Regions from separate parts of the Homo sapiens genome. Here regions 1, 3 and 4 are each linked to region 2. A link is an interaction called in ENCODE POLR2A ChIA-PET data of the cell type or tissue named here. Cell type or tissue: MCF 10A. All regions are shown on one strand.

Region 1 (5,000 bases), 450 kb after region 2:
TCATAGAAGTAGTGGTTAATGGTAATAAAAAAGAATATACACATTTGCCTTAGTTCAATTGCATTAAAAGTTTATTGGTCGGCCGGACGTGATGGCTCACACCTGTAATCCCAGCACTTTGGGAGGCCGAGGTGGGCGGATCACTAAGTCAGGAGGAGATGGAGACCATCCTGGCTAACACGGTGAAACCCCGTCTCTACTAAAAATACAAAAAATTAGCTGGGCGTGGTGGCGGGCGCCTGTAGTCCCAGCTACTCGGGAGGCTGAAGCAGGAGAATGGCGTGAACCCGGGAAGCAGAGCTTGCAGTGAGTCGAGATCGCGCCACTGCACTCCAGCCTGGGCTACAGAGCGAGACTCCGTCTCAAGAAAAAAAAAAAAAAAAAAGAAAAGTTTATTAGTCTTTCTAAGGAATGATGGATGGAGAGCTTGGCTTTCATTGATCATTTTGTCTATGATAAACATTCTGCACAAGACATCAGTAAAAAGAAGTAATGCCCCTAGTGAAAGCACTTTCAAGAGCATTTTGGAGATTATTATCTAGATTGCAGTTTAAACAAAAGTTTCTCTATTTGTACAATGTTTCTCAATACTCAGAACTTACCATATTTGTTACTTTCCTTCCCTTAGCAACAAGAGCAAGACCCAACAAACCTATACATCTCAAATCTCCCCATTTCTATGGATGAGCAGGAGCTTGAGAATATGCTGAAACCCTTTGGACATGTCATTTCCACAAGAATACTAAGAGACGCTAATGGAGTCAGCAGAGGTGTTGGCTTTGCCAGGTAAAATTCTTTCTTTGTATGTAATCGTTCTTTCCTCATTGTTCCTTTTAAATTCCATTCCTTTTTTAGTACTAGAGCCCAAAGCAATAGAATATGCAAAAAAAAAAAAAAAATTAAAAGTAGCTTATCAAATCTGTCATCCCTCTGTGTCTTTGCTTGGAGCTAAATAATTTCAATGTAATTATAAATAAACTGTGCTTGTTCAAATGTACGTAGAATGTGTTTATGTGTCTTGAGTCATAATAACATACATACTCAGTTCCCAGTCCTCTCTGTGCCTGTGGATCAACAAAATCAGATGCTGCCAATACCTGACAGAGACAATAAATGCCCAGTACCCCAAAGCAAAAGAGCCCATGTGGTGAACAAAGCATCTAAGTGTTTTTGCATTGATTTCCAAAAAAGGGTGCTAGCATTTCTCAGTAAAGAGAAAATAAAAGAAAGGAAACATTTAGAGAAACAGGAATTACTGAGAAGACCCAGCAAACTCAGAAATACAAGGGAGGTCAAGAAGCCATTTGCATTTAAGAGGCCCTGGCTATGTTTTTGATATTTTAGGCAGAACAGGGGAAAAAAAAATATTCCTTTCATTGTAAGAAAAGGAAGAGTAATTTTCATTTTAACTTTGAAGGAATGTTTACAAAAGAGGATTTCAGCCAGGAATGGAGTTTAAATAGTTGTACCTGCTGTGCTTTCATGAAAAACAAAGCTAAAGAGACCACAGAGTAAAAGAAACTGCTCAATGACAATGAAGAAAAATAAGTCTTGTCTCTATGGCTTGGTACATTTATGTGTGTCTCCAGCTGATTTATCATGGATGAATGGATGGATGTTAAGTGTTATGTGGAAGTCAGCCCATTGCAGACAAGTTTGTTCATCTAGGGCCAGGCAGGGTGGCTGACGCCTGTAATCTCAGCACTTTGGGAGGCTGAGAAGGGCAGATCACAAGGTCAGGAGTTCGAGACCAGCCTGGCCAACATAGTGAAAACCCATCTCTACTGAAAATACAAAAATTAGCCGTTGCGTGGTGGCACATGGCTGTAGTCCCAGCTACTCGGGAGGCTGAGGCAGGAGAATCACTTGAACCTGGGAGGCAGAGGTTGTGGCAAGCCGAGATCGCGCCACTATACTCCAGCCTGGGCAACACAGCGAGACTCCATCTCAAAAAAAAAAAAAAAAGAAAAACCATTCCAAACTAACTTCCGTTAACTCACTTTAGAAGATAACAAATCGTCATGTATATGTTAACTAATCTCTAACTTTATTTCCTTGGAGTTGTGGTTGTGGACCATGTGTGAAAATTCTTCTTATTCTCCATAATGTATACATAGTAAACCAGGAGACAAATGCAAGGTACATGCTTGATGATTTGAATAGAAATAAACAGAATGAAGAAAATCTCCCTGACTTGAATGTGTGCATGAGGTATTCAGGCTTTCAGGACATTGACAACTGTTGATTTTCATGGCCAAGGCAGAGCTTATGACACTACTTGGATCTCTGAATTTAGCCAATGCAGTCATTCTTATATAGTGTGCAACTAGCTATTGGAGGCCTGAGCGATGTGGGAGTTCACTGAACCAACTGTCATGTTTTACTTTACATACCATACACATTCCTTTGGTTCTTCCCCCATCCCTTGCCCTCCAAAAACTCTCCAATAAATTAGTTTCTCCTTCATTTGGACTCTTGCTGGGAAATAAATGCATTTCAAATTCATTAAGAGCACATATTTCCAAGAAGACCTACAGTGATATTTTTTTCTTTAAACAAAGGATGTGTTCGTACAAAGTATATTAGTTTCCTAGGTCTGTCATAACAAAATGTCACGGAACAGTGGCTCATACAACATGAATTTATTTTCTCACAATTTTGGAGGCTAGAAGTCAGAGGTCAAGATGTCTTTATAGCTGGCTTCTTGTGACACCTTTCTTCTTGGCTTGTAAATGGCTGTGTTCCCCTTCTGTCCTCACATGGTCTTCCTTCTGTGCATGCCTGTGTCTTAATCTCTTAAGAGCACCAAGTCATATTGCAATAGGGCCCACCCTAATGGCCTCATTTTAACTTAATTACCCCTTTAAAGGGGTAATTACAAATACAGTCACATTCTGAGGTATTGGGGGTTAGGACTTCAACATATGAGTTTTGTCGGGTACACAATTCAGTTCATAACACAAAGATTGAACTATTCATTTCTCTCCCATTTATCTTTTCTATACAATGAGAGTTTGCTTAAAATGAGGCATATTTTTCTTAAGTACAGAGTCAAGTAATATATATTCTAAAAGGCAGAACTATAATGCTGGTATATGAGATCATGAAAGAATAAAACTTACAAAGTTATTTTTCTTTAGGAACTGAGGGAGGGTGGGAATTTTACATTTTAGCTCTATTCTGAATGCAGCCTCTCTCTCTCCTCTGTTGCATTTTGCATATAGAAGCCACAGTGAGCCCTTCAATATTCAAATCTCATCATGTCAGGGTCCTGCTTACAATCCTTCAACATTTCACTTGCCAACCTCTCCAGCATCATTCTTGATATTGCTCGCCTTCCTGGCTTTGACTCTGTCTCATGTTCAGGCACAAGCTGCCCTTCTTGCCTGGTTATACTTTCCATGGCTCTTCTCCTGACTTCTGCCTGCTCATCTCTCAGGCAATGGCTTAAACATCTTTTCTTCAAAGAATTTTTCGCTGACCTCCAATCTTTGGCTTTGGACAAAGTTAGGTGCTCTTGTTATAGCTCCTATAAAAGTTTTGTTTTTTCTTTCAAATAAAATATATCACGATTACAATGAATTCATTGTTTAATTTCTGTCTTCACCAAATGGATTGTACATTTCCTTGGGTCAAGTTTTCTTTTTCTTTGTTGGATGGATGACTAGATATGTGGCTAGTGGATTTCATAATTACCGTTCTGTGAAGTTTCAGAATAGCTAAATTCATTGGTCTTTTACAACTTTGAGCTTCAAATATGAATTAGCAGTCACATTCCAATTCTGAAATTTAGGTATCTGTATTTCAGAAAGTGCCATGTGGACTGAAAAGGCAAACATAGGTTCAAGTCAAGCCACTGATTTCTTATGCCTAAGAAATAAAAATGAAGTGTGAGTCTGACTATCTTTTGAAAGAAGCCAGGAAACCAACACAGAAAAAGTATTTCGTTCTCCATGTATCTTAGATTTTAAATTTTGAGGAGCAGAATCCCATATAATTAGCCTAATTTGATGGGGTGAGAATATATTTTTAGCTGTACCATAAATAGATCTGCCCAAATTCCTACTTCCCTATAACATTGGCTGTGCATTTTCTCAAGCAATTATGGCTTTTGCCTTAACTAATTTGATCATTCACAACTTAATTCTTGCACAAATGTTTCTCCTTTTAAAAATATTATCCTGTCCCTTTTCCACTCTGCTTTTCTCATCTGAAATTTTCCCTCTGAACCACAAAACAGAGATGATTTCAGTCACCATTTTCTTGATTCTTCCAAGAATAGCACATAGCAAGTGAGAGAAATTATTGTATTACATGAGGATGTCTTGGGACAGTGGTTCTCAAAGTGTGGTTCCCAGATCAGCAGCTTCAGTGCTTCCTAAAAACTTGTTAGAAATGCAAATTTCCTGCCCCCAATCTACCGAATTAACAGTCTGGTGGTGAGGGTGTTCAGCAGTCTGTAATCTGTGTACTAACAAGCACTTTAGATGACTCTAAAAGCACTCTAAAGCTTTGCCTTAGGTCATTAGTACTTGTTCTTAGGACCACCTGAATGATCTGTTAAAACTCTGATTGCTGGGCCCACTCTTAAAGTTTCTGATCCAGTTGGCTTGGGGTGAGACTCAATTATTTGCATTTCTTTTTTTTTTTTTTAAATTTTATTATTATTATACTTTGAATTTTAGGGTACATGTGCACAATGTGCAGGTTTGTTAGATATGTATACATGTGCCATGTTGGTATGCTGCACCCATTAACTCGTCATTTAGCATTAGGTATATCTCCTAATGCTATCCCTCCCCCCTCCCCCCACCCCACAACAGTCCCCAGAGTGTGATGTTCCCCTTCCTGTGTCCATGTGTTCTCATTGTTCAATTCCCACCAATGAGTGAGAACATGCGGTGTTTGGTTTTTTGTCCTTGCAATTATTTGCATTTCTAACAAGTTTCCAGGTGATACTGACACTGCTGATATGGGAACCACCCTTTGAGAACTATTGC
Region 2 (5,000 bases):
ATCATTGAAAATTATGTTGTAGAATATTTAGTGATGGGGGAATGTTTATAATACATCAAATGGTTAAAACAGTTAACTATGTTCCTAATATTATAAAAGCATAAAGAATCCAAATATAGACATATAAAAAGGCTTAAAGAAAATATATCAAATTCTCAAGGAAAATAAAAAGTAAATGGAACCCGGAATTTTGTTTCATGAATGATAAATACAAAAGTGAGACTCGACTACATGCCTTATTAGTCAAGGGAACCCTAATAGTGCCCTTTCCTGTTGTGTGGAAAGTAAGGTATAATAGGAGAAAAGTAAATCTAACAATATTTTAAGTTTTAGGAGCTGACATTTAAATTTGTTTTAGACTTAACTTTCCTATCATTATATTGTGAGGTTAAGAAATTGGCATATATTACATTCAATATGCTAGATGCAAATGATCTTCTGGTCATCCCACTCTTAGCTGATAATTTTCAAGCTGAATATAGATCATGCATAGAATTTAATATGGATTTTTTTAGAGACAGCTTATTGTTTTTTAATCCTGTGTACTACTACTTAGTCATTTTCCCTGACTGATGACAATTTAATGAAAAGTGAAATAAAAAACAATACTAACTATCTGGTTTTCTGGAACTGGTTAAAATATATTGAAAGTTTTTCTTATGTATGTGAGTCATATTTGAGGCTATTGTCGATGTCTGTAAATTCTCATGTTGCTTCTTTTAACACTTGTCAATCATATAAATGGTATTCTGACACCCAATATATAACTTAAAATTAAATAACTTAGAATTCAAGCAAATATATTTTTTAACTAGTTTTGAGTAGGTGAAGTATTTGAAGTATTTAAGAGACTTGGAATGATTTTGGTGACATTATTTGCTAATAATTAATCTCATCTCCATCTTTATGTAAAATTTCAGATTGTTTTCCGGGATACTCAACAGATAAATATGTGACAGACCTATGGCCTTTAATTTCTTCTTGAAAGATGAGAAAACAACATTTCATTTTCTTTGACTTGGTGGGAACTACCCTTGGAGGGTGGTGACAGTTCATGGATTAACCCTGGTATCCTGTCCATTACCAATGTACACCAATTCTGACTGCATCTTTAGAAATAAGAATATTGCATTTTTAGTCTAAGGTAGGTAGGGAATCCTGGAAAGGATAAAATTCTGATGTCCTTTTCTCAATGTATTTCAAAAAAATTAACCACTGCTTTTAAACTTTATTATTTACCTGTTTAGGACAATTTGGCTTCATGTTAGCAATGGAAGTTTCTCTTTCTGACTCGTGTTTAACTTTGTTGTTGAGCTGGAAAAACACAAGAAAAGGCCAGTGGGAATAGATGAAAGAACATGCAGGAATTTCTCTTCAAGTTTTGCTATTTCCTGTAACAATAGACGCTTTTTGAGGCCTCCATTCCACATCCAAAGACACATATTAAAGTGCACTAACATTCAACACCAAATTTAATTATTTCACAATAATATGTTGAAAAAGCTTTTATAATTTTGCTCCTGAAACTCTGTGTCCAAGTAAATTTAACTGATATGTATCTGTGAATTTGGAGACATCTTGCATACATGAATATTCTTGCGAAGTGAAAAAAACCTAATCTACAAATCTTTTTCAGGTACAAAGAGATTATTAGAAGACTAAGTGGAACAATGAATAAAGTTGACAATGTATTATGTTTTTTAGATATGCATATAAATGTTAATTGATTTGGGTTTTGCAGTTTTTCTTTTCAGAGTTTGGAGTTAATGCATTTGTTTCCTTGCACCAGTGTTTTTGTAGGTCTTTAAGATGGTCAGAGCATCTAAAAAGCTGGCCATATCTTTCACTATTGTGGCCTTTTGGCACTCAAAATATCTCTGTATTTTAGTAATCCCAAATTTCCGGGGAGGGACATGTGGTAGAACAGCACAGTGTATTGGAAAATGTCATTAACATTCTTTGGCTAAAATATTTCAAAAGCAGACACATTGGATTGACCTTTGGCACTGAGAGCAACTGGGAGTTCCAGATCTGGGTGCCAGGTTCACAGAATTTTTTATTGCGTAATTGGTGAAATTGTTTACTAGAGACAGAGCTTAAATGTAACAGGTGTTTCCCTAGGGCACCCTCTTAGGGGAGTAGGCAAGAGGCAAATCAATGGCACAATACTTATTCTATGGCATAATTTTTCTCAATTCTTCTGTCTCAAAATAGGGTCATAGGTTTTTTATATGTATTAAAACTGACATTTCTTCCTTTTCCCCAGTTCCCACGGTTATTTACCTAGGATAATAACATCTCTTGGTGTCTAGAAGTCTCTCTCAGCCCTAGAGAATCTACGTGCCTTTTAAAGAACACATGTCTCTACAGGTATGCACACTGCAGCTAGACCCACTATCACTCTCACAAGTGGTTGGGCAACCTGAAGATACTGCTACTCCAGCCATAAGCCAAGTGTGATGGTTTCCTTCATTTTCATTCTTATCCCAGTGTTACAGGAAAATCAAGATCCCAAGCCTAGACATAGCCATCTTCTCCAATCTTATTCAGGAAATAATTTTTTCTCTCTGTAGCCCCATATATATCCTCAGACCTGAAAATTCACACCATCCCCCAATGCTGGAGGGCGAATTCTCTCATAATCACCCTATGTTTTGATTCTCTATCTAATTACTCAATTTTTCTTCCCAGCCCTCTAGACAGATCTCACTGAATTTCATCAGCAGATGCAATGAATCAGCTTTGATTGTCTCTCTTACACATAAAACAACAACACACACGCACACATACATTCCTGAAAACCTTAACGATTATTTTAATGGTTCAGATTTTCTCTGAGGCTTTACAACCACAGAGAAATATGGAGGTGCAAAGTGGTCCTAAGAAGACACATTCCTGTTCTTTCCAGTTATAATTTATTTAATTTTATTTTACTTTGCTGCTAGTTGGTAGCACAAAGGGGTGAGTCTTACCAAAATAGAAATAACTACTATTTTTTTACTTTCTTTCACAAATATTGTGGTACCTTCTCATGATCTGAGATACATTGACAGTATATTACGCAAGTTAGCTATCTACTCTCTTTTTTATGTCATTCTTGATAGCATCTTTTGGAAATCTTATTGATTAATTCTAATTCATCCCAAATAATTTCATAATAGTCGTTTAAACTGTGAAGAGTCTGATGAACCTCAAAGCTTTTAGTGATGAGGCTGTCAATAGCAGCCTAGTAAAAAAAGAAAAAAAGATGACAGTTCTACAACCTCAACCGGTTATTTATAAGAAACAGGAAGAAAGATAAAATAAAGAGAAGAAAGAGAAAATGAACTAAAGAGAAAGATTAAGGGTATCAGGGCTCAATGTACTTTTGAACATTTCTGGAATTTGACAACTTGTTTTCCTTTCCAAAGGCAATAGATAAGAGCTGTTTAGCAAGGAAAAGGTCATTTACAAACAGAAGAAACATGTTTGGGGAAAATACGTCAATGTAAATTCATAATTTGATGTGGAGGGGTCCTGTAGTTGAGACTTTTGGTCTCTTAGGAAGAAAATTAATGGTTATGTAGACAATTAGTGCTTTATTTTGTTTTTGCACTTGTTGCAGCATTCAGTAATAGCCAGCATTTGCTTTTGTTGTTTTGACTTACTCATCACTAGTTCTCAAGGGAGAACCTGTATAAAAGCCTTCTTGATGCTTTTGATTGGAAAGAGGGATGTTTTTCAGAAAGAGTCATTGGAATCAAGTTTTAAAGTGTATTTTTGATTTTCTGTATCTAACATATTCATATACGATCTGTATGTGCTCACAAATATAACCAGGAGCAATGTTGTTGTTGTTCTGTGTGGAAAGAATCTCATTCTGAGAAGGAAAAAGCAACATTAGTTGTGAACCCAGCAAAGCCGTATTGCCATGAGAACCACACAGTACCAACTGCTTATTAAACAAGAGTGAAGTTTGAGGCCACTAATGTGCCTGAGGACCCAAGGAGCAGGTCAGTTGAGGGTATGGGTGCAGTCATGCTTACTTACTCTGGGCTAACATAAGCCTTTGTTAGAGGGGAGGAGCCTGGTAAAAAGAGTGTCTAGATTTCAACATGGCCCATAAAAGGCTAGCTGCTATTGTTATTATTCGTGGTCCATCTTTTCTGCCAAATTCATTGTATGCATTTCTCCATCCTTGTTTTATTTAGGATGGCTGTCTGATGCAACCTTGCTTTAACATTGTGTCTTCTCCATCTCCCTGTCTTTCCCAGATTGTCCTTCCTAGGGCTAATATTTTTTTTTTCTTTGTTGTAGCTTCTACTCCTGTAGCCCTTTCTTGCTCGCCCTTTCTTCTTCTATTCTCAAGTTTTCTGCTATGGATTTGCCTTCTTTGTCTCTCTGCCCTCTGATCCTTAAATTCTGCTTCCTTCTTTTTGTTCTCTCAGCTTTCAGTCTTTTCTTTTTTTTTTTAATTATTGCTTTTTATATGTTTCTCTCTTTTTTTTACAAGGTACAGTGGGATTGGGTTTTAATTTATCTTTTTTTGCTTAGTTGTAAATTTATTTTTGGCTTTTCAAACATAACTGTACTCTTCCAGATCATATTTGTGTCAGAGTTAGTCTGTAAACAGTCTGAGAACTGGGACCACAGTTTTGATCTCTGAATGCCCTGCAATGTATAGTATGGTGTATGATGCAGATTAAGGTCATAAGAAAAGGTTTTCAGAAGGTATTAGTCTATCTTGTTTTGTGTGTCTTGTACATTGGTCCATTGCTGAAGGCAGTGCTTTTTTGAACCAGAGTTGCTTAATGTCATCTTCACCTCTGTGATGCTTTATGTCAAAAGACATCTTTTTTACATGTCCACATGGATACAATCTCTTGGGGTCCTATCTTTTTCACATTAAGCACATGGGTCACTTGGCTAGTACCCTGAGGCTGTTGGCTTGAGTTGGGTTACATTCCTAACTAATGGGAAAAACCATAAAACACAAGATGAGTTAAGTCAGAAACTAATAG
Region 3 (5,000 bases), 950 kb before region 2:
CTTTACCCTTTGTGGTAGCTGCTCTTTGTAGGATAAAAATGCTCTTATCTGAGCTGAAAAAATACAAACTAAGCTAAGTTAAAACTTTAAAACTCAAAAATAAAAGGATGACTGAAGAATATTCCTCATACATAAAGCCAAGTAGATTGGTGCTTTATATTGAATCAGCTACCTTACTTATATATTCTGTAACAGTTAGATGTGTCACAATTATACATGGAAAGGTAAACAGAAAACATCAGTTGATCAATTAAAAGCATTATTCCTATTACATGTGTTAAAGAAGAGAAAGAATGTTGAAGTAAAGATTTCAGCCTTGGTAAAGATATTATTAAACCTATTGGACAATGTTCCAGAAGCTTCCTCCTTTGATACTTAATTTCCTTTGTTGGTATATCTTTTTTTTTTTTGCCCAGATTTGAAAATTCTGAATAAAATACATACAGCTATGGAGGTAAGTAAACCTGAAAATGAAAGAAAAATATTTGGAATATAACTCCAAGTTGTTAAATCCTCTCCTACAAATATTTACCAAGTACATGGTATGTGAAACACAGGATAAGTATAATGCCCAGAGTTTTCAGATTAGCAGTGAGTTATTCTTGGAAATTTAGTACAATCATGGAAGACAGGACAAAAAGTATTCAAAATTTCAAGTATTTTGAATTATTCCTTATGTCACAAACGCAATGAAGGTAAAAGATAAAAATTACCTTTTCTTCCAAAAATCTTATTCTCTTCTTTAACAAAGAGTTCTCTTTCTCTGAATCCTTAAGTCGTTTTTTGATGTCTTCATATGCAGTGACAAGAGCAAAATGGGAAGCAACAGATTCATCTCCTGAATATATTGAAACTGGAGTCACTGTATCTCTCTTATGGGCTTTTTCATGATTCAGAATACAGATATCATCTTCTACCAGTGCATCCATGACAACTGTTTAAAAGAAAAAAAATATGAGTGACAAATGTCTCACTGAATAAGTGAAAAGGAAAAAAAGTTATAGTTAAGAATAATGTAAATACTAGGACAATGTTTAAAAACCAGACTGCCTGGGTTGTATTCTAAACTCTACCATTTAGTGTCTGACTTTGGGCAAGTTGCTTAACCTCTATGCCTCAGTTTCCTTATTTATAAAGTACAAGAAATAACAGCAAATACCTCATAGAGTCTTAAGAATATTAAATTATATCTATAAACCACTTAAAACCATAATTATTAGTATGTTCTATAAAAATCTGAAATATCAGTTTCATTAAAACAATCAAAATTTTTTAAAATACTTCATCCCCAAATATATCTTCTCCTAACATTTCCACTTAGATCTATTAGTAGCAAGTTTCATAGCTTCTCAATTTATAAATTTTCAAAAGTTCTTTGAGTATAATTCATTACAACAACATATTAATATTATATTATAGAAGTCTTAATGCATACTCTATCTTTCCATACCAGTAATTGGCTATGTTTGTTGTATATTTAGAATAGAAGACAAATTAATTAACATTTGAGTGTCCAATATGTCCCACTATAATGCACTACATTCTTTTAATATTATCTCTTTTAATTATCTGAACAATTCTATGAAATATGTATCATCTATATTTTATAGGTAGGTCTTAGAAAGTTGAATTAGCCCTGTTAAATCTAGAAGAATGTTAAGCTCTGTGAGGGCAGAAGCTTTGTCTGTTTTGCCCATCATTTGTGTCCCCAACTCATCACTGTGTAGAAGTTGCTCAATAAATATTGATTACTGAATGAAGAGTGGGTAGAGTAGGATTCAAATCAAACTCTGACTCCAAAACCTAAGAGAAGAGCTCGTTACCTTCATTGTTTAACGAAAAACTGACTTGCTCTGAACATCTACTTTTGCTGTTAGGTTCAGCATTACTTCTCTGAGAGTTAGGTTCCTGAAAAACATGATGGAAGGAGAAACTGTGGCTAAAACCTTTTAAGACCTCCTGGGAAAAACAGAATAAGAGGGACTTTAGACCATGCAAGAGAACCTAAAAAGTCCTTTTAAATATTTTTTAGTTTAAAATAAAAAACTAAATATAGCACTCTAAATAAAGATTATCAATTGAATTTCATGTATCTTAGATCAGTAATTATTACTAGAAAGTGAGTTTTTAACTATCCCTTGCTTGAAATAAAATTTGGTTACTTACTAATATCAGTCACTGTTCAAGAACATTATAGATGAAGAAACTGAGGTAGGAGGAATTTAAGTATTTTTTCCAAAGTAACATAGTAAGTGGAGAGTTGAGATGTAAACATAGGCAATTTAACTACAGCCACGTTTCCAACCCGTGTTTCACTATGCCTGCTTTCTTCCAAAATGTCTAATCTCCCTCCTGTGTCAACTAATCCCTTTAACATTTCTTTTGCCTTATTTCAGATCACATGAATACTAACAAAAGGTTTTGTGTTTTTCTGGGTCTGGTCTTATATCATTATATTTTTGCTTTTCTAATTGTACAATTAAAAACTTCCAATTGTCAACTAAAGCAACAGCTGGGAGCATCTAAGCAATTTGTATCTAGAATTATAAGAAAGGCAGGTTAAAATAAATGTGTATACTACAAGTCTTGAGTAGGTAAAACCTGCCATCCAGTCAATCTTCATTAACATCAATTTAACATTTTCTAACCATACAGGACAACTCCCACTCTTAAGGTACAATCTTTCCCAGTTTTTCAATAAAGTCCAAGAACAAGAATAGACTATGCTATCTACAGTATACCAAAAAAGTGGCGGATTCTCAGAACCATAATTACTCATGCTGCTTCTGATGCAAGCTGCATTTTCTCCTAATGATGAAAAGTTTAACTTTTCTTCCTCTAAAAGAGTTTACTTTTCAGTCTCCAGATTCAATGATATTCCAAAATAAGAGCAAACATCATTCCAGTCATGCTACTGCTAGCTGAAACTCTCATTATTTCCTTTCAAAATAAAAGTGCAGGTTATTCTCATATTGCAAACTGAAAGTATGCATATATATCTTCATATAAGACTCTTACACATGCACACACACACACACACACACACACACACACACACACTCCCCTTAAAAGTAGAGCAAGTAAAATAGTCACAGACGGCTAGGTAAGTGGTAGAATGCAGCCTGGTTTAAGGAGAGGTAAAATTGTACCCACAGTAGACATTTGACTTAAATAATTTAATACTCAACCCAATGGGCAGGATTTATTCGATGTGGATTTTTTCTAAAGACAGCTGAAAACAAGAAATAACATAAACTGCTCTGCGAAGTCAAAAACAGATACCCTGCAGTTTGTGTATTTTAAGGATTGGGCTCACGCACTTCTGTTTTACACAAACTTCTAACTAGCTCAGCTGGGATTTACTTGTTCATTTTTATCATGAAACAATCATTTACACAGCAAGGAAAACCCAGAGAGGCAGAGTTGTGCAGAAAAATTATTATTATACCATAAAGGTAGGTAATAAATTTGAAACAACAGAATGTTATGGGGGGTCTGAGGGATGGGGAGAAAAAGTGGTTTTCAAAGAAGATACCACAAAAGAGCAAATGTCTCTTAAGACTGTACTCTCATGTGAAGAGGATGGTTATTTTCATTGTACTGTACTTATTGTACTTACACCTTTACAGTTTGTTAACTTCCAGCAGGGGAACAAGTTCAAAGATCTAAGTGTGGGGAGAAAGGTTGAGAAGAGGAGTGGCAGGAGATGAGATTAAAAAGGCAGGATGGAGACAAACTGAGATGGTCCTTCCTGGTAGAGGCACTGTGGATTTTGGTGCTTATTCTGCTGAATTTTAAAAACACAGGCCTGGACATGATTAAAGGGTGTGAATACTTACAATGTTGATTTTTTTTTTTTAATTCACAACCAGTGAACTACTTAGCATTATGCTAAATGTTTACAAACATTATCCCATTTAATTCTCAAGACTACCCTATGAGGTACAAAATCTTATCAAACTCATCTCACAGATGAGAAAACTGGGACCTGGAAAGGTAAAGAAGCTTAGCTAGGATCACTTAATTAGTATGAACCAGGACTTGGATTTTAGAGCCTGAGCTATTAATATTTTCCCCTCTCCAATGAATCTTTTACAAAATCTTACACTCCTACAAATCTAGGAACCCCTCAGAAGGCTTACAAAAGTACTTTACATGGAAGGGGGTATATTGATACAATAATGTCACATTTTATACAACATGATAGCTAGTCATTTTTAAGACAATATGAGTAGTCAGACTGGTTTACCTATTGATATGCTACCTTTTTATTTATAAATCAAAAGTTGCATATATTATGTAAGAAAACAATGGCATAAAAGGATTTTTCAAGTTTTATACCATTATTCTATATATTTATTCTATACACTATAAACATTACTTAGAATACGCGGAAAAGCAGCATCAAATTGCTTATCTGTCCTAAAAGTTATGTAAGAAATAGCCATATATTAAAACACACAATGTGCTAGCACCACATATATGTATCAACTTTTATTGTTTTAAAATAACTGTCATTTAAATTTGTTATAAAATGGAAAATTAAAATTTTAATTACTATCCCTGCAAAAATTAATATGAAATCACAAGCATGAGAATATTAATACTTATCATATTAGTCTGTACAAACCAGACTTCTGGAGAGTAAAAGCTACAGGTCCAGGGAAAATGAGATCATAGAAAGGAAACAATACAAGGCAGATATCCCATTATATTTATTAATATAATGAAAGGAAAACTGTTAGCAAAGTAAAAAGTAGGCTATGTGTTGCCTTTGGTGTTATTGCTACGCAAGCATCCTTTATAAAATGTATTTCTACAGAGAAGTAAAGGGAGCTGTGGTAATCAGTCTCATAATAAAGATTCAGTTTTAAACACTTTTGTTGCAATGAAATGGCTGTGTGTGTGTATCCAAATCAGCTGGCCCATGAAGTCTGATTTTCTAGATAAATGGTAAAAGTGTAACTGGCTATTATTCTATTTGACAAACTAGACCAAGC
Region 4 (5,000 bases), 190 kb after region 2:
TTTGTGTTCTTTGTAAGGTATTAGCCCGAAATAGTATGTTAATAAAAGACGTTTTAGTTTGCACAATAGACATGTAAAGTTTACTTGGTGTGGATGCATGATCACAGTTTGATTATCTCTCCGGGGAAAGAAACACTGCCCAGATTACAAGACCAAGGACCAGGTTCTGGATTATTTGTTGTCTGCTCTTTGTAACACTGTGAGACTTCTAGGCTTCTGTTATCATACACAAATGTTAGATGAGAAAGAGCTTGAAGGTCTTAGGTAAGAGCTTGGAAGGGACAAGTGCAAAATCATTGAGCAAAGCATTTTAGAAAGGTGTCTTGTCTGATGAATCCTCTCACCTCTGTTCTTTTTGCAAAGCTCAGGAGGCCTTGGAGAGAAGATTATTGTGTTAGTTTGTTAGAACTGCCATAACAAAGTACCACAGACTGGGTGGCTTCATGAAAATATATTTTCTCACAGTTTTGAAGTGGGAAATACAAGATCAAGGTATTGGCACCATTGCTGCTTCTAAAGCCTTTCTCTTTTTCTTGTAAATGGCTGCCTTCTCTCTACGACTTCATATGGTCTTTTTGTGCCTGTCTCTGCTTATAAGGACAACAATCATATTGGATTCGGGCCTATCGTATAACCTTATTTTACCTTAATTACCTCTTTAAAGGCTCTGTCTCCAAATACAGTCACATTCTGAGGTAGTGAGGATTACAATTTTAACATATTAATTTTGAGGGGACAAAATTCAGTCCATAACAATTATGCATGACTTTGATGACCCATTTGTAGATTGAACTTGTTAAAACTTCAGAATATAAATGGGTTGTAAACTTGTAGGTGAAACGTGGCTGATGTATTCCATCAGAGAGATAGCCCTACAACATTCCAACTGGGTCCCTAAAGCTACAGATATGCTCCATTACCATCCTCAAATGCCAAAGAATGAATGAGCCATCTAGAAGTAGGCAAACAACCACATTTGCTAAAAGGCTAATGTTTCATCCATTAAATAAATGTGATACCTTTTTCTAGTCTGGTATCAATATAGAAGGCATGTGAAAAATGAGTTAGCTGAGAGTTAATTGACTGCGGAGACTCTATTTTCAGTCTCTGCCTGTATTTTTTGAATTAATATACACAGTGGGTGATTCAGCAAAAGGGTTTAAAAATAAATTCTTTATTGAAGGATCCCACCAATTTGATGTCTTCATAATTCATGAAGAGTAGACCCATAATAACTCTATTTTCTCTTCAGCTTTGAAAATAAAAGATGCCATTAGTTTAAATTAGGCTTGTATGTGGAATAATCAAGTGTATCAACAAATATAGTTTGACTCAGATGCTGTTTAAGAATAAATGCCAGAAAAGAACTGGCTATTTCTCTTAAAAAATTAAATATGAAAATTGTATTGACAAGCTAGGGTGAAAGTGTTTTAAAAAGTTGATAGACAATATATACATTTATAAAATTATGAAAACTCAAAAATGTAATAAGCAAATAGTTACTGTAGACTAGCTACTCTTTTAAAGCATACTCTTTAGAATATAAAGAAAATAGAATATAAGAAATATCATTAGAGACCTGGCTGTATTTGAATATAAAGAAAATGTCATTAGAGACCTGGCTATATTTGTAGAATACATGAGCACTCAGGATAGTTGGTGAATATGTAGGTATGGGGTTGCCAAAAAGCATCTTTGCAATGCTGTATTAGGGAGTTCCTACTTTGGCTAGAGAAGGCCCACATAGAAAGAACTATAGTGTAAAATATATTTACTTCATTTATTTATTTCCCTTGAAAAGTTCAAACCCCCAAGGAAGTAGACTGTGGATAGTATTTTATCTCCTCTAGCTGTAAGAAATGAAAGGATAGATAAGTGAATTGGATTTGTCTGAAAGCTTCTGGAGTCAGGAGGCACATGGGACTTGTGCTCAGGTGTCTATTTCCAGGCATTATTCAGCAATTTGGTCACATAATTTTCTCTAATATTAGATTTCTGCTTCCAATGGTGGGTGGCATAGTTGAAGAAAGAACTTTATGAAGACATAAGGTCTTGATCTAAACCCTAAGAAGGGAAAGAGTAAGTAAATGAGGTTATATACCTGAAGGCATACTTTTTTACTTCAGAAATTTTTATTTTCCTTCGGAGTGTATAAAATCATGTACTTTTAATCTGCAGAGTAGTTTTCATTCTAATCTACTAGTATACTTTGATAAAAGCATAATTTCATAGGTATATTACATTCGTGGGTCTCGTGTTTATGGTGGTTACGTCTTTAAAAAAAATCTAAACCTTATTTATCTACATCAGTTGTTGACTTTGCAGATCACAGAGAATACAGAGCCAGTCATGCAGAAAGTACCTGTTTGTCATCCTGAGAGTTCAGACATGAACTGTAACCAGTGGCCCATTAAGTACCTTCTCTTGTTGTTTAAAGCATATCCTAGCTTTGCAAATTAATTGTTAATGCAGAATGTTGTAACGGAGCCATGGAATGAAATTCCTGTTACTCCAGTCATAGTAGATGTTGCGTCAAGTACTCTGAGTTGTGTTCCATTGTTTTGTGATTCTGTGCTGTCGGAAAGTCTGGCCTAGAGAGTGTTTAGAAATAAGGAAATCAAGAAATAGTATGGTTTGCTTTTTTGGACTCTGTGTGTGATTTTCCATTGATAGTAATATTGTAATAATTTCTGAGAAATAAAATTCTTTTTCTTTGTTTATAAAAAAGTTACTTGTCAAAATACTCACAAATGCTTTCCATAAGAAAACATTTAACATTTTTTGCTGTAAAAGTGATTACATATACTACATTTAATGCAGTAGAGGACATTCTTGTAATATTGATACAGTAGGACAATATGCATGCCATTGACTATTGTTAACAGTCCAGTTGTGAGATGAAATCCACTATGAAACACAGTAATGTTTAATTTCATATTTAAGACAGAGCTAAATTTCAGTTTAGAAGGTTCTTATATAAAAATTTCAGGAACACCTTTATAAACCAATTAAGAAGGATTTTTGTCTTAAGGGTTTATGTGCCTGGTGTAAGATAGTTATACCTGATCTAATTTTTCTTTCTTTTTCTGATTTTTACTTCTCACATATTGTATTAATGGTGCTTGGTGTGGAAAAAAAAGATGCAGTGACATTTTCTTCTCTTATCCCTTATTTTCTACTCTAAGATACATATAATTTTGCAAATATTTATTTACCTTAATAGCTCAAACCTAGCTAACATTACAGCTAGTTAATGGGTATGATTGTAGGTACGATGAATCATTGTCTAGTAAAGAGACTGTTCAAATATGATTTTATTTTACTGGTTATTTTCCCAACAGAGAGACTCTTGGGGTGAAATAGAGCTCCAAAAAGAGTGTTTTGGGGGAGATGGGAAAGGGAGGATTGGGAGTTTTTAAAGGGAATAATCTCGTGTGGTAATAGGCATGAGGTAATAGTCATTTTGATAATATGAAACAAACAAAAAAGCTTCGAACAGGTGAGTATCTGTACAACTAGGTAGAGTGAGAACATAATGAAATCCCTAACATTTAAAACTAACGATGTAAACTGTAAATGTAATTATCTTTTAGCAAATAACTTTACATGTCAATTTTCTCAGTGGAATTTTTTGACAGTCTAAGTAGTAATGTTTGAAGCTTTGGGGACAGAATCTTTACCCCCTTCCACTTCTCATCATTCTCAGAGAATGCCGAGGGCTGGAGACATTTTTATATAGCTGATAGCAGGGAGAGCATCATTGGAAGAAGAGCTAACATTAATAATACTTACTCTGTGTCGGCCACTGTCCTCAGCACGTTAGGTAAACCCCATTTTACCTTCACAAAAAGCCTATAAAGAAGACAATATTATCCTCATCTTATATACTTACAAAAATATTTATATCATTACAAATAATTCAAATCATTATTTAAATAAATGTATTTATATTATTATAGATGATCAAATGATGCAAAAAGCACATATTACTTACTTAGCCAACCAAATATACCCAGGCTAAATTAGGATTTGAACCATGATAGTTTGGTGTCTCCGTATATTCTTTTAACTACTATATTACATTGCTCCTGGAGCCTAATATAGTGGATTCCCAAAGACATAAATGTTGATTGAACTAGGAGATTTGACATATTTAGCTTCTCATTTTTGCAGATGAAGAAACTGTGTCTTAGTGAAGTTGGGTTAAACTCTGCAGTGTTACAACACAAGGTGAGAGTCAGAGCTGGATGCAAACCCTGTTCAGTCTAGCACCAAGGTCCATGCTTTCTTCCATGAATCCACAGAGTGCGATTTACTGTGATCACAATCACATGTGATCCTCTTTTGGCTGCCTGTGACAGCCTGACAAGTTTATTTTTGAAGCTCAACCCATTGCTTACATAGGGAAGAACATTCCTAAGTTATAAAGAAGAACTGGTGAAAGGACATCATCCAGGTGTGAAATGGGAATCCAGAGCTTGTTTTCTTGGTTTATGCATGCTCAGTTGTGTGTGCCCCGATGTTCATTAGAGTGTTTTAAGTGTCTTCAATGGGTTACAATAACATGGGTTTTTTTCTCTCTCTCTCTTTCAGGTATGGAAAAATTGTATCTACAAAGGCAATTCTTGACAAAAACACAAATCAGTGCAAAGGTATGTGTAAGGGCATCCGTACCCTGAAATCTTGCCTATGCTATCTGATTAATGGTTCTTCCATTGTGGAGGTCCAGGTACCAGCTGCACAATGATCACAATGCATAGTATGGAAAACCTCTTTAATGATGCCAATGTTTTGATAAGTTGTATTTCTAGTAACATTGCTCATTCATTTTTTTCATTAACAAACAAAATGAAAATCACAAATCAGAACAAGTATCAAATTGCTTCAGCATAAAACTAAATTACCTCCTAACAACTTTGGGGTGTCTGATGTGAATGATATCATCAGTGATGCAAATTGATTTCCTATATAAAAATGAGGAACTCTGGGGAAAACTTCCC

Evidence for each region. Peaks named below come from ENCODE experiments on the same cell type or tissue, not always from the same donor. Only the 100,000 strongest peaks of a DNase experiment are listed, where the experiment ranks them.
Region 1: POLR2A ChIA-PET joins it to region 2 with 5 read pairs; 4 of 35 experiments call an interaction of 5 or more read pairs at or near these places.
Region 3: POLR2A ChIA-PET joins it to region 2 with 6 read pairs; 2 of 35 experiments call an interaction of 5 or more read pairs at or near these places.
Region 4: POLR2A ChIA-PET joins it to region 2 with 7 read pairs; 3 of 35 experiments call an interaction of 5 or more read pairs at or near these places.

The regions. Positions count from the first base shown.
Region 1 is chr3:29,739,092-29,744,091 of GRCh38, forward strand. It overlaps RBMS3 (RNA binding motif single stranded interacting protein 3), which reads left to right. Exons shown (of 15, transcript NM_001003793.3): 5 at 629-786. Among named protein-coding and RNA genes, the nearest start is that of RBMS3-AS2, 99 kb to the left of the region's middle. In MCF 10A, no CTCF peak of the experiment used is centred here; no DNase peak of the experiment used is centred here.
Region 2 is chr3:29,289,439-29,294,438 of GRCh38, forward strand. All of the region lies in intron 1 of RBMS3 (RNA binding motif single stranded interacting protein 3), which reads left to right. Among named protein-coding and RNA genes, the nearest start is that of RBMS3, 11 kb to the left of the region's middle. In MCF 10A, no CTCF peak of the experiment used is centred here; DNase peaks (open chromatin) are centred at 2,043, 2,703 and 4,113.
Region 3 is chr3:28,339,689-28,344,688 of GRCh38, forward strand. It overlaps AZI2 (5-azacytidine induced 2), which reads right to left. Exons shown (of 8, transcript NM_022461.5): 2 at 714-934. The coding sequence starts at 929. Among named protein-coding and RNA genes, the nearest start is that of ZCWPW2, 6.5 kb to the right of the region's middle. In MCF 10A, no CTCF peak of the experiment used is centred here; a DNase peak (open chromatin) is centred at 2,893.
Region 4 is chr3:29,483,848-29,488,847 of GRCh38, forward strand. RBMS3 (RNA binding motif single stranded interacting protein 3) reads left to right here. Exons shown (of 15, transcript NM_001003793.3): 3 at 4,594-4,652. Among named protein-coding and RNA genes, the nearest start is that of RBMS3-AS2, 160 kb to the right of the region's middle. In MCF 10A, no CTCF peak of the experiment used is centred here; a DNase peak (open chromatin) is centred at 2,524.